Regions from separate parts of the Homo sapiens genome. Here region 1 is linked to region 2. A link is a contact called in ENCODE Hi-C or POLR2A ChIA-PET data. All regions are on one chromosome and are shown on one strand. The core of a region is the stretch at or near the end of the contact, and the rest is flanking DNA. Distances in the headings are between cores, read along the strand shown.

Region 1 (5,405 bases), core at 2,140-4,639, 210 kb before region 2:
AGTCTACAGTTTGATTACCAAAAATGTACTTATACATTTTAAGAAACACATGTGTGACACTGAAGTGCCTGCCAAGAACTTAGAAACTAGAAGTGAAGAAGGGTCCTTCTGAGTTAAATTAATTTCATCAGTACTTAATGGGGGAGAAAGAAGGCCAATTAAACCCTCAGAAACAGCTTCTGGATTAAGAATAGCTCCATATCTCAATCAGGGCCAGTATAAGAAACAGTCTGTCCAACATTAAAATCTGGAGAACACAGAAAAATGAGATCCAGAGAGGCCCATTAGTGCAGCAGCTATATCCAGCCAGGATCTGTTGGATCTGGTGGGGATTCAGATATTCCAATTAGAGATATGTGATCTCTATTTGGGGTTTTAACATGTCCTGAAAGAATTATCCCTTTATTCTAATTATTTCTAAGCTTTAATTGCCACTAATCCTATTATCTACACCTTTGGATAGAGGATGAGGACACTCTAGTAACTAAAAATGACTGTTACACATATAAATACTCCAATGAGAATGCCACTTGATTCATCAGCTTCATGTGAACTTTGGACAATGCATTTGATACTAATGAATGTTCATTGATGGACATACTTTTTAAAAGTCTCTGGGGGCTGGGCGTGTTAGCTCACGCCTGTAATCCCAGCACTTCGGGAGGCTGAGGCGAGTGGATTACTTGAGGCCAGGAGTTCAAGACCAGCCTGGCCAACATGGCGAAACCCCGTCTCTACTAAAAATACAAAAAATTAGCTGGGCGTGGTGGCACATGCCTGTAGTCCTAGCTACTCGGGAGGCTGAGGCAGGAGAATCGCTTGAACCCAGGAGGCAGAAGTTGCAGTGAGCCGAGGTTGTGCCACTGCATTCCAGCCTGGGCGACTGAGCAAGACTCCATCTCAAAAAAATAAATAAAATAAATAAATAAAAGTCTCTGGGCATATAAGGCTATGGATTAGATATTGTTAAAATCATTGGGTCAAAACGCCAAGAGGTCAAAGCCAGCCAGCCCCAGTGATGCCCTCCGCCCTGCCACATGCAAGCAAGCTAGGTAGGCATCCCGTCCTTTCCAAAGGGGACAGTTGGAGAAAGTCATAAATAGCAGGGAGCCAAAGATTATTCTGGGCCAGGTGCGGTGGCTCACACCTGTAATCCCAGCACTTTGAGAGGCCGAGGCAGGCGGATCACAAGGTCAGGAGATCGAGACCAACCTGGCTAACACAGTGAAACCCCGTCTTTACTAAAAATACAAAAATTAGCAGGGCATGGTGGCGGGCGCCTGTAGTCCCAGCTACTTGGGAGGTTGAGACAGGAGAATGGCATGAACCCAGGAGGCGGAGCTTGCAGTGAGCTGAGATCCCGCCACTGCACTCCAGCCTCGGCAACAGAGAGAGACTCTGTCTCAAAAAAAAAAAAAAAAAAAAAAAAAAAAGATTATTTTGAGGTTCCCAGCCTGACAGTCAAGAGAGCAAGGAGGACACACTGTGACCAAGGGGATGGTGGTGGGGGTCACAGCCCATTATGCATAAGATTCGCTTTTAAAAGGAAAAAATGGCAGTGAAACACAATGCATGATCCTGAAGTGGATTCCTAAATCAGGAGGAGAAACTGCAAAAAAAAAAAAAAAAAAAAAAAGATGGGGGTAGTATCAGGACAATTAGTAGTAAAGTGAGAACAAGTTCTACATATTAGAAGACATTACTGTATCAATGTTAAATTTCCCAAATTTGATGATCACATTGTGGTTTTCTGAGACCTGTTCCAATGAAATACATGCTAAAGTATTTAGGGCAAAGGGGCATGATGTAGACATCGTGTATGTGTACCATATATGGGTGTGTGTACCATATATAGACATAGATTATATATATGTGTGCACGCACGTGTGTGTGTGTGTGTGTGTGTGTATGCAGAGAGTGAGACAGAGAGAGAGAATCTGAATGACAATGGTAGAACGTTGCCAAATGTTAACAATGTTAACAATTAGTGAATCTACGTGAAGGTATACTGGAATTCTTTCTACCAGTTTTACAACCCTTCTGTTAAGTAGGAAAGTATTTCAAAATAGAATGTTTAAGAAACAAGAAGGAAGAAATGGCATGCATTTGTTTGGAATGGATACGGAAAAGGAACAGTTAAAAGACAAAAACCAAACAATAGAGTTGACATAGCAATTTGTTCAAGCCTATACTTTGCCGGAATAATATAACACATTTAAGTACATTTGGTCTTTGTCCCTGCTTCCTGGACAGAGCTCCCAAAACCCTTGGAACTACCTGAATGATAGGATTGTCTTCTGCTATCCATAAGGAGCCGCCTTTGACCACACCTGAGTTTATGCTAATGTGGTGACTTAGGACGGGACCTCTAGATAGCCTCAGGATGGGGCTGGTCACCAGAAAGGCCAAGTGATTCGAGGACTGCAACTTTCAGCTCTACCCTCAACCTCTGGGGAGGGGAGAGGGCTGGAGATTGAGCTCTATCAAAACCCTTGAACGACCATCAGAGAGTCTCCAGGTTGGTGAACATATGGGGGTACTGGGAGGGTGGTGTGCCCAGAGTGGGCATGGAAGCTCCATGTGTCCCCCCATACCTTGCCCTATGCATCTCTCCCATGTGGCTGTTCCTGAATTGTACCCTTTCTAATAAACCTATAAACATAGGTGAAGTATCTTCCTGAGTTCTGTGAGCCGTTCTAGCAAATTATCAAATCTGAGAAAAGGGGCATGGAAACTCAATGTCTAGCCACTCAGTCAAAAGCACGGGTGGCCCAGGACTTTGTGTCACAAATTCAACTTCTTCAGTTAAATGACATATGCTTTAAGCATCAGAGCTATAACTGATTTAAGTTTATGTTATACTCTGTCAAAATTTTTCCTACTTTTCATGGAGCAAATGAAGCAAAGGAGGGAACTGATATTTTTCCAATCTGAGGTTCCCCTTTAAATGACTTAATTTGTTCTACAAGAAGTACTGACTTCAAGGAATGTCTTTACAAGGAAAACGAAAGGAGTAAGGTTAAGACTTGATAAAAGCAGCAAATATCCTGTCAGAAGAACTGCAATCCCACCACACACAAGAAAAACTCAGGAAAGTGTCTAGTATAACTTAACAAGCATTTTCACTAAAACAACTTTAAAACAAACAGCTCTAAAAGAAAAAAAACAAAACAACTTTTAATTGCATGGAAAACCCAGCTATCCCAAATGACTCATTCCTACCTAGACGGGCAGTATGTGCACTTTTACAGAGAATGGTCTCGCTGCCAAATGTTCACAGCATTGTGGGAAGATCCATTTTAAGCCACATTGTTTACTTACCAACTCTGAACCAATCCCACTGAAGGGCGGTTAAGTAAATTATCCGGCAGAAGATTAACTTCTCTCATTGTGTTAGCCAGCCGCACAGGAAGTTCCTTTCGTAGAAACATATATGAAGTTTTCTCACATGCATTATCTCTCCCTATTAAGACATGAAAAATGTTCCATGATTTTATAGTCTAACAGATGGAGAAATAAAGTGCTCCCACGGTAGCACGGTTACTACTGGTTGGAAAGAGAAAATTAAATAATCCTGCAGTCTCTAGTTGAATTTTTATCCTTTGAAATAGCAAGTTCAAGAAAATAAGTTAATTAGCAGAGAAAAAGAACATTCATTACAAGAGGCAACTTTGAAAGCAGTTTTTTTTTCTTAACACAAAAACGTTCCTAGTGTTACCAGCGGCAATACAAAAGTGACCTGGGATATAATCTGAACTTGTTTTCAAATAAACACCATGGGAAAACTGCCAAGTACAAAGGTAACAGAACGTGTAAATCCACTCCCATTCATAGGGCTTTCCAGGAGGCAACGGATCCATTCATTTCACAATTATTTACCTACTGTGTGTGCCAACTGTTTCCTAAGATTTTCCTCCAGTGTGTTTCTTCAGGGACCATAGCTCTGCCCCTCTGGGAAGTAGCCACAGACCCCAGAGACCCTGTGCTTCCAGAGGAGGGGCTCTGACTGAGACACAGGGTTGGCATGTGCCAGAGAAACATGCCAGAGAAACTATCTCCTGGGTATACTCAGAGGCAGAGTGATCTACCATGCCACATCGGAGAGGGTAAGATGTGGGTTGACCATAAGGAAGGAGGTCAGTGCCTTCTGGAGGCTTCCCTGAGCTAGCTGTGCATAAAATTTACATAAACAAGACGCCATGAGAGGAAACATACCTGGCCACTTAAAAGAGGAAACCTGAGCTCTTTCCCCTGCTGTCATGTGGCAGGAAGAGTTCTAGCATCAGCCTGGCCTGCAACCCCCAGCCCTGCTGGAAACTCCATGGTGGCTGGGAGTGGAGGGCCTGATAGAAAAGGCATGAGCTTTGGAGACAGAAATGTTCTCCAGCCCCAACTCCTCCATTTGCAGGTTGTGAAACCTTTGGTAAGCTTCTTCACTTCTGAGTCTCAGCTGCCTTAATCTGTAAAATGGGGATAAAACTAGTTTGTGTAAGGACTAAATGTGATACTGTGCATGGAGGCTGACACGGAGCAAGTGTTGGACAAACACTGGTCCTTCCGGTCTCCGTGGTATTGAGGGGTCCATCCCATCTCCCTCGCCCTGCCTAGGCCTCTTTGCTGCTCCATATTCCCTGGAGGCTGCACAGAAATGGGCAACATCATGGCCAGGCCCAGAGAGAGACGAGCAGAGCCATTTAACAATTTTCTCTTCCAAACTCTCCTTATTCTTCTGTACGTCATGAAGGCAGCAAGTCAGAGATTCAGAAGTGAATCCAATTTTCTAACACTTCCAGTCATATTCTGGTTTATTCATTTGCTCTCCCTACCAAATAAAACTTGAAAAAAAGAACCTAATCTAGAAAGTAATCTGCAGAACCTTTCTTCCCCACTCATCCCTGACCCCCTTCTCCATTCTCAAAAAAGTTACAATAAAAGATGAAAGTCTGAAATAATCCATCCCTCATTTCCCTCATCCTAAGTGAGTATATTGAAGGCCTTTGGTAAATCTTTTAACTAAATGATGATTCACTTTTCTCCTTCATACTTTCACTGTGATAAGTACCTCAATCCCCAAATACCCACTTCAAGTAAGAGGAGAAGGGGTGTAATGCCCCCACAATGACCTTCCAACATCTATTCTATACACATTCATTTGGCCTTAGGCAATTAACATTTAAAATGACTCTGGTCATTTTTTTTTTTTTTTTGACGGAGTGTTGCTCTGTCGCCCAGGCTGGAGTGCAATGGCATGATCTCGACTCACTGCAACCTCCGCCTCCTGGGTTCAAGTGATTCTCCTGCCTCGGCCTCCCAAGTAGCTGGGACTACAGGCACCCACCACCACGCCTGGCTAATTTTTCGTATTTTTAGTAGAGACGGGGTTTCACTGTGTTAGCCAGGATGGT
Region 2 (4,928 bases), core at 736-3,235:
AAGGCCTCAGTGGGAAAAATTAGAGATTCCTGTGCTCCGAGGAAACCTGATCATTATTCCAAGTATTGCTCAAAAAATTTAGTGCACAGAACGCAATGAAAAACCACTGCATGGCTTCACAGCCACATAGCTTAAAGGAAAAACCCTCGATTTTCCTTGGCTTGTAGCGGCATGAGTCGCTCTGCCTCCATCTTCCCTTGGCCATCTTTTTCTCTGTGTCTTCCTTTTCTGTCTCTTAAAAGGACACTGTCATCAGATTTATAACCCACCCTAAATCCAGAATGTTCTTATCCTGAGATCCTTAATTATGTCTGCAAAGGCCATATTTTCAAATAAGGCCACATTCATAGGTACCAGAGTTAGGACCTGGACATATCTTTTTGGGTGAGCACAATTCAACAGCACTACATGTGTCATTAGACTAAGCTCCTTGAGATGAGGATCTAGGTCTTGTCCATCTTTGTCGACAAGTGCCTTAAACATAGAAAGTGTTCCGTATGCTTGCTGAGTTCATGGGTGGATGGATTGAGGTGGTTGGCCAGATAATGAATATTGTCTAACCTCTTCCACTCCTAATGCAGTCAGAATTGGGAAGCATGCATTAGAGATTCCTGTGCCCCATGGAAACTTGATCATGATTCCAGGTATGACTCAAAAAATACAGTGTACAGAACTCAATGAAAAACCACAGCGTGGCTTCACAGCCATGTAGCTTAAATGAAAAACTGGATTTAGGGTGGACTATAAATCCAATGACTGTGTCCGTATAAGAAACTTCTCTCAAATCCTTGCAAATATATCCCAGATGAAGCTGCTCTGGCCTTCAGAGGTTAAGGTAAACTTGGCTGAAACCCCAGGTGTCACAGACAATGAGAATCCACAGCCCTTCCTACAATTTCTGCAAATCCTGGCCCTAATTCATGGCCCTAATTTGTTGTCTCTGCATGTGTTCTTGATTCCTTCCCTTGCCAAAGGTCAGACCCTTTCCCGGTTGTTGCACAAGATCCCTGACTACCCCCACCCCCACTGTCCCCATGAGCATTTTGTGACTTTAGAACTTCACTGAAGATTTGGGGGTTACAGAGTATACCCCATATTCCTCAGCCCATTTTCTTACTCCATTTTCTCATTTTACTTTTCTCTCTTCTCTCTCTCTGGTTCAAAACACAAATTTCTTTCCTTGTTTCATGCCAAGCAGTTCTGTTCATACTTAGGCCCCTTGCCATCTCAGCTTCTACTCTAAACAGGCTTTTTTTTTTTAATGTAAGGCAGGAAGGCAAGAGAGAAAGGAGGGAGGGAGACCTAGAGGGAAGAAGGGAAAGGAGGAGAGAGAATTGAAACCTTCTAAGAATTTTCATACCAGCTATCAAAATAATATTTTCCTTCTCTCTATTTTATAAATATTAATAGGTTAAAGTTTGAAGTTCTTTGAGTAGGGAGAGAAATTTCAACAGCCTTTGGTCCACTTGCTGTAGACACCCCTCAAATCCTTGGCGTCCTTAGCAGAGTGAAGCAATCCTCTTCTCAAGTTAACATTTAATTATAATTGCAACCATCATGACGATTAAACCTCCCTTTTTGTCATTGTCTTTTCTTGGTATCATTCCTTTGGCTCCATTCACATGATATAGACTGTGTATGAATCACAGAGTCTGTGCTTTTTAACTGTGGCAAAACCATAGGCAGCTTTTTGTTTATTCCCAGAATCAGTTCCAAAACAGCTGTTAAATGTTCGTCCTTGGTTCTGGCATCTTATTTCAGGGAATTGTAACAGCAGCATCTTCTGCTTTTAATTCTCTCGAAGAATGAAAAAAAAAAAAAAAAAACTCCCCAAGTTTGTGTGCCCTGTGTAGGTGCTAGTTAATGTCTTATTTCCTCTCATTTCCTTAATCAGGAAATTTCATAGTTCAGCAGCGGCAGGGTTCCCATTAATGTGGTTCTGACCAAGCTGTGTGAAACAGTCGACCGTGAAAACAGCTGGCTTTGCAAGCCACTGAGTGTTCTGAGCTGAGACAGACCAGGAGCTGCCATTCGACACCAGTAAGAAAAGCAAGGACATTTTTCACAGTGGCGGTTCCATCTCTGGTAGAATCGATCTGCTGAAAAGTAATACATTAGGTCGTCCACCGAGTAGTTTGGACATGAATTGGCTGGTGAGTTCTGTTTTAAGGAGATTTCCTTGTGAAAAACTGCCATTGAATGATGGACACATTTAATACATTGTGGTATGAAAAAGCGCTCAAAATCAAGACAAATTGTTTTTTCTTGGTTCAAGGTATTGCTTCATTTAAAATTATTACTGGAAGAGCAACAGCTTACCAAAATGGCCATTTTCAAATGACATGAGCTATGTATAAATTGCTCTTTACCAATGGTTTTCACACACCATAGTTATACGTCGGAATAATCTGAGGAGAGCTTTGGAAGAAAAACACTGGTAACTGAACCCTACTCCCAAAGATTTCAATTCACTGGCTGGGGGTAAATTCTGGGCAGTGGTGTTTTATAAATGCCCTCAAGAGATTACTGCCGGGCACGGTGGCTCACACCTGTAATGCCAGCACTTTGGGAGGCCAAGGTGGGTGGATCATCTGAGGTCAGGAGTTCAAGATCAGCCTGGCCAACATAGTGAAAACCCATCTCTAATAAAAATATAAAAATTAGCTGGATATGGTGGCACATGCCTGTAGACCCAGCTGCTTGGGAGGCTGAGCCAGGAGAGTCGCTTGAACCCAGGAAGTGGAGGTTGCAGTGAGCTGAGATCATACCACTGCTCTCCAGCTTGGGTGACAGAGTGAGACTCTAAAGAGATTCTAATGTACAGCCAGGATTAGAGCCACTGCTTTATGAAAATCACAACCACAGACAACTTTTGAGACCAATATGTTGTGTATGGGGTATGTACATTGCAGTTAAGTCAATTAATTTTCTAATTTCCTGCCTTTTAAGTAGAATTTGTTCTCCTTTGATCAGAGATGATGAACCCATGGCAAATCTTTGGCAAGCCTCAAACTCACTTTTTCATACCCAGCCTCCCTTCCGCCTCCCTCTCTGCCCAGGGAGACGCATATGTAATTTTCAGCCCATACTATCTTGTAGAGACCAAACATTCCCAGCCCAGTTCAGACTGCCCCCGATGGACTGGCTTCTCTAATACATATATCATTCCCTGTTTGAGTAAATTAGGCTTCTCTCTTTCTCTCCTCAACCTACAGCAGCGGGGAATCACCAAAATGGGGGCCTACAAAGAAACTCCCAATATCCCAATTGACCATACTGGTCTTTGTCCAGTATTCTCCATTTCAGGAGATGGTCCCCAAATCTACCCTCTTGTTAAGCCAGTCACTTGGATTCCTCTTTGATTCTTTCCTTTCCCTCATCCCTCCCATCTGATTCCCTTCCTCCGCAGTCAATAAGTTCTGTCTCTCTCTCTCTGAAGCATAACTAACATTCACCCGCTTCTCACCACCCCCACGGCCACCTGCCTGATCCAAGCTATTAACGCCTTCCACCTTGGTACTGCAGTTGTCTGCCGAATGTATCAGCCTCTCTCTCTCTCTCCTGCTCTTGCCCCATTCCACACCCAGCAGCCAATCTTTCTATATGGTGGTTCATAGACCACTTTGCTGCTGGAAACCTTACAATAGCTGCTTATTTATGAGATGGAGTCTCACTCTGTTGCCCAGTCTGGAGTGCAGTGGCGCAATCTCAGCTCGCTGCAACCTCTGCCTCCCAGGTTCAAGCCATTCTCCTGGCTCAGCTGCCTGAGCCGCTTGGACTACAGGCACACACCACCACAACCGGCTAATTTTTGTGTTTTTGTGTTTTGTTTTGTTTTTTTATTTTTTATTTATTTATTTTTTTTTTTTTTGAGACACAGTCTCACTCTGTTGCCCAGGCTAGAATGCAGTGGCATGATCTCGGCTCGCTGCAACCTCTGCCTCCTGGGTTCAAGCAATTCTCTGCCTCAGCCTCCCGAGTAGCTGCGATTACAGGCACCCGCCACCATGCCCAGCTAATTTTTATATTTTTAGTAGAGATGGGGTTTCACCAACTTGGCCAGGCTGGTCTTGAACCCCTGACCTCGTGATCTACCTGCCTCAGCCTCCCAAAGTGCTGGGATTACAGGCGTGAGCTACCGTGCCTGGTCATCAGCTTTTACTTAACAATTCTACTAGGTCCATTAGCTATTGTTGACACTAGGTCCATTAGCTATTGTTGACACATTTATCACTCGAGCTATTCTTGTAATGTGTGTCAGTTAGGGCCCTGGTTACAAATACAGAAACCAACTTAAGCGAACTTAACCAAAGCAAGAATTCATTATAAGACTACTGACCTGCCTTATGGAACTTACACAGTGGAGACCTAGAAAGGAATTAAAATCAAACTCATTATTGGGAAGCTGGGGAATTCTCATATTTCCTCTCTCTCTCTTTCTTTCTCTTTATCCTGCTTTTCTCTGCACAACTAATTCTTCTCTCTGCATTTCAGCTTTCAGCACACCTGCCACTATTTCTGAGTTTTTACATCTCTGCTGTCCTAAAACCCAGATGGACCTTGAATGTCACAGAATTAAACTTTCAAATTTCCTGGAAAAAAGATTTTAGTTGCCCTTGGGTTAGATGCTGAACCCAGGCAATTTTCTGTAGCCAGTGAGGTGTGGGAATCAGCGTACAAACACCCTCCAAGGGGTATCACTTTAAAAACTGGGGGCAGGGGTGAGAGAGTTTGGAGAGATAATTCCTGGTGACAGGGGTAATCACTGGCTTTTTGGCTAGATAGATACCCCAAAATATACCCACTAGAGGAGTCAAGTTGTTTACTGGGGCATGTTCATCCTCACACCCTCCTGGGTGTCTTTTTTTGGGGGACAGATTCTCTGTCACCCAAGCTGGAGTGCAGTGGCGTGATCTCGGTTCACTGCA

The links. Hi-C counts contacts between places; a loop is a spot of excess contacts on that map. ChIA-PET counts read pairs that join two places held with the same protein, here RNA polymerase II (POLR2A). Pooled maps may share reads with other maps.
Region 1: a map of A673 shows a loop between it and region 2 (2.0-fold over the local background). The contact joins two enhancer-like sites. A Hi-C loop is called at or near these places in 1 of 168 maps with a recorded cell type or tissue (A673) and 6 of 50 pooled maps. POLR2A ChIA-PET finds 5 or more read pairs at or near these places in 1 of 52 experiments (WTC11).

Annotation. Positions count from the first base shown.
Region 1 is chrX:24,492,800-24,498,204 of GRCh38, reverse strand. PDK3 (pyruvate dehydrogenase kinase 3) reads right to left here. Exons shown (of 11, transcript NM_005391.5): 2 at 3,322-3,463. Among named protein-coding and RNA genes, the nearest start is that of PDK3, 30 kb to the right of the region's middle. Within about 2 kb of position 3,389, at least 7 of the 41 ENCODE cell types and tissues checked have a DNase peak (open chromatin) inside an H3K27ac peak, as active enhancers do.
Region 2 is chrX:24,279,616-24,284,543 of GRCh38, reverse strand. No RefSeq gene overlaps it. Among named protein-coding and RNA genes, the nearest start is that of SUPT20HL2, 32 kb to the left of the region's middle. Within about 2 kb of position 1,985, at least 2 of the 41 ENCODE cell types and tissues checked have a DNase peak (open chromatin) inside an H3K27ac peak, as active enhancers do.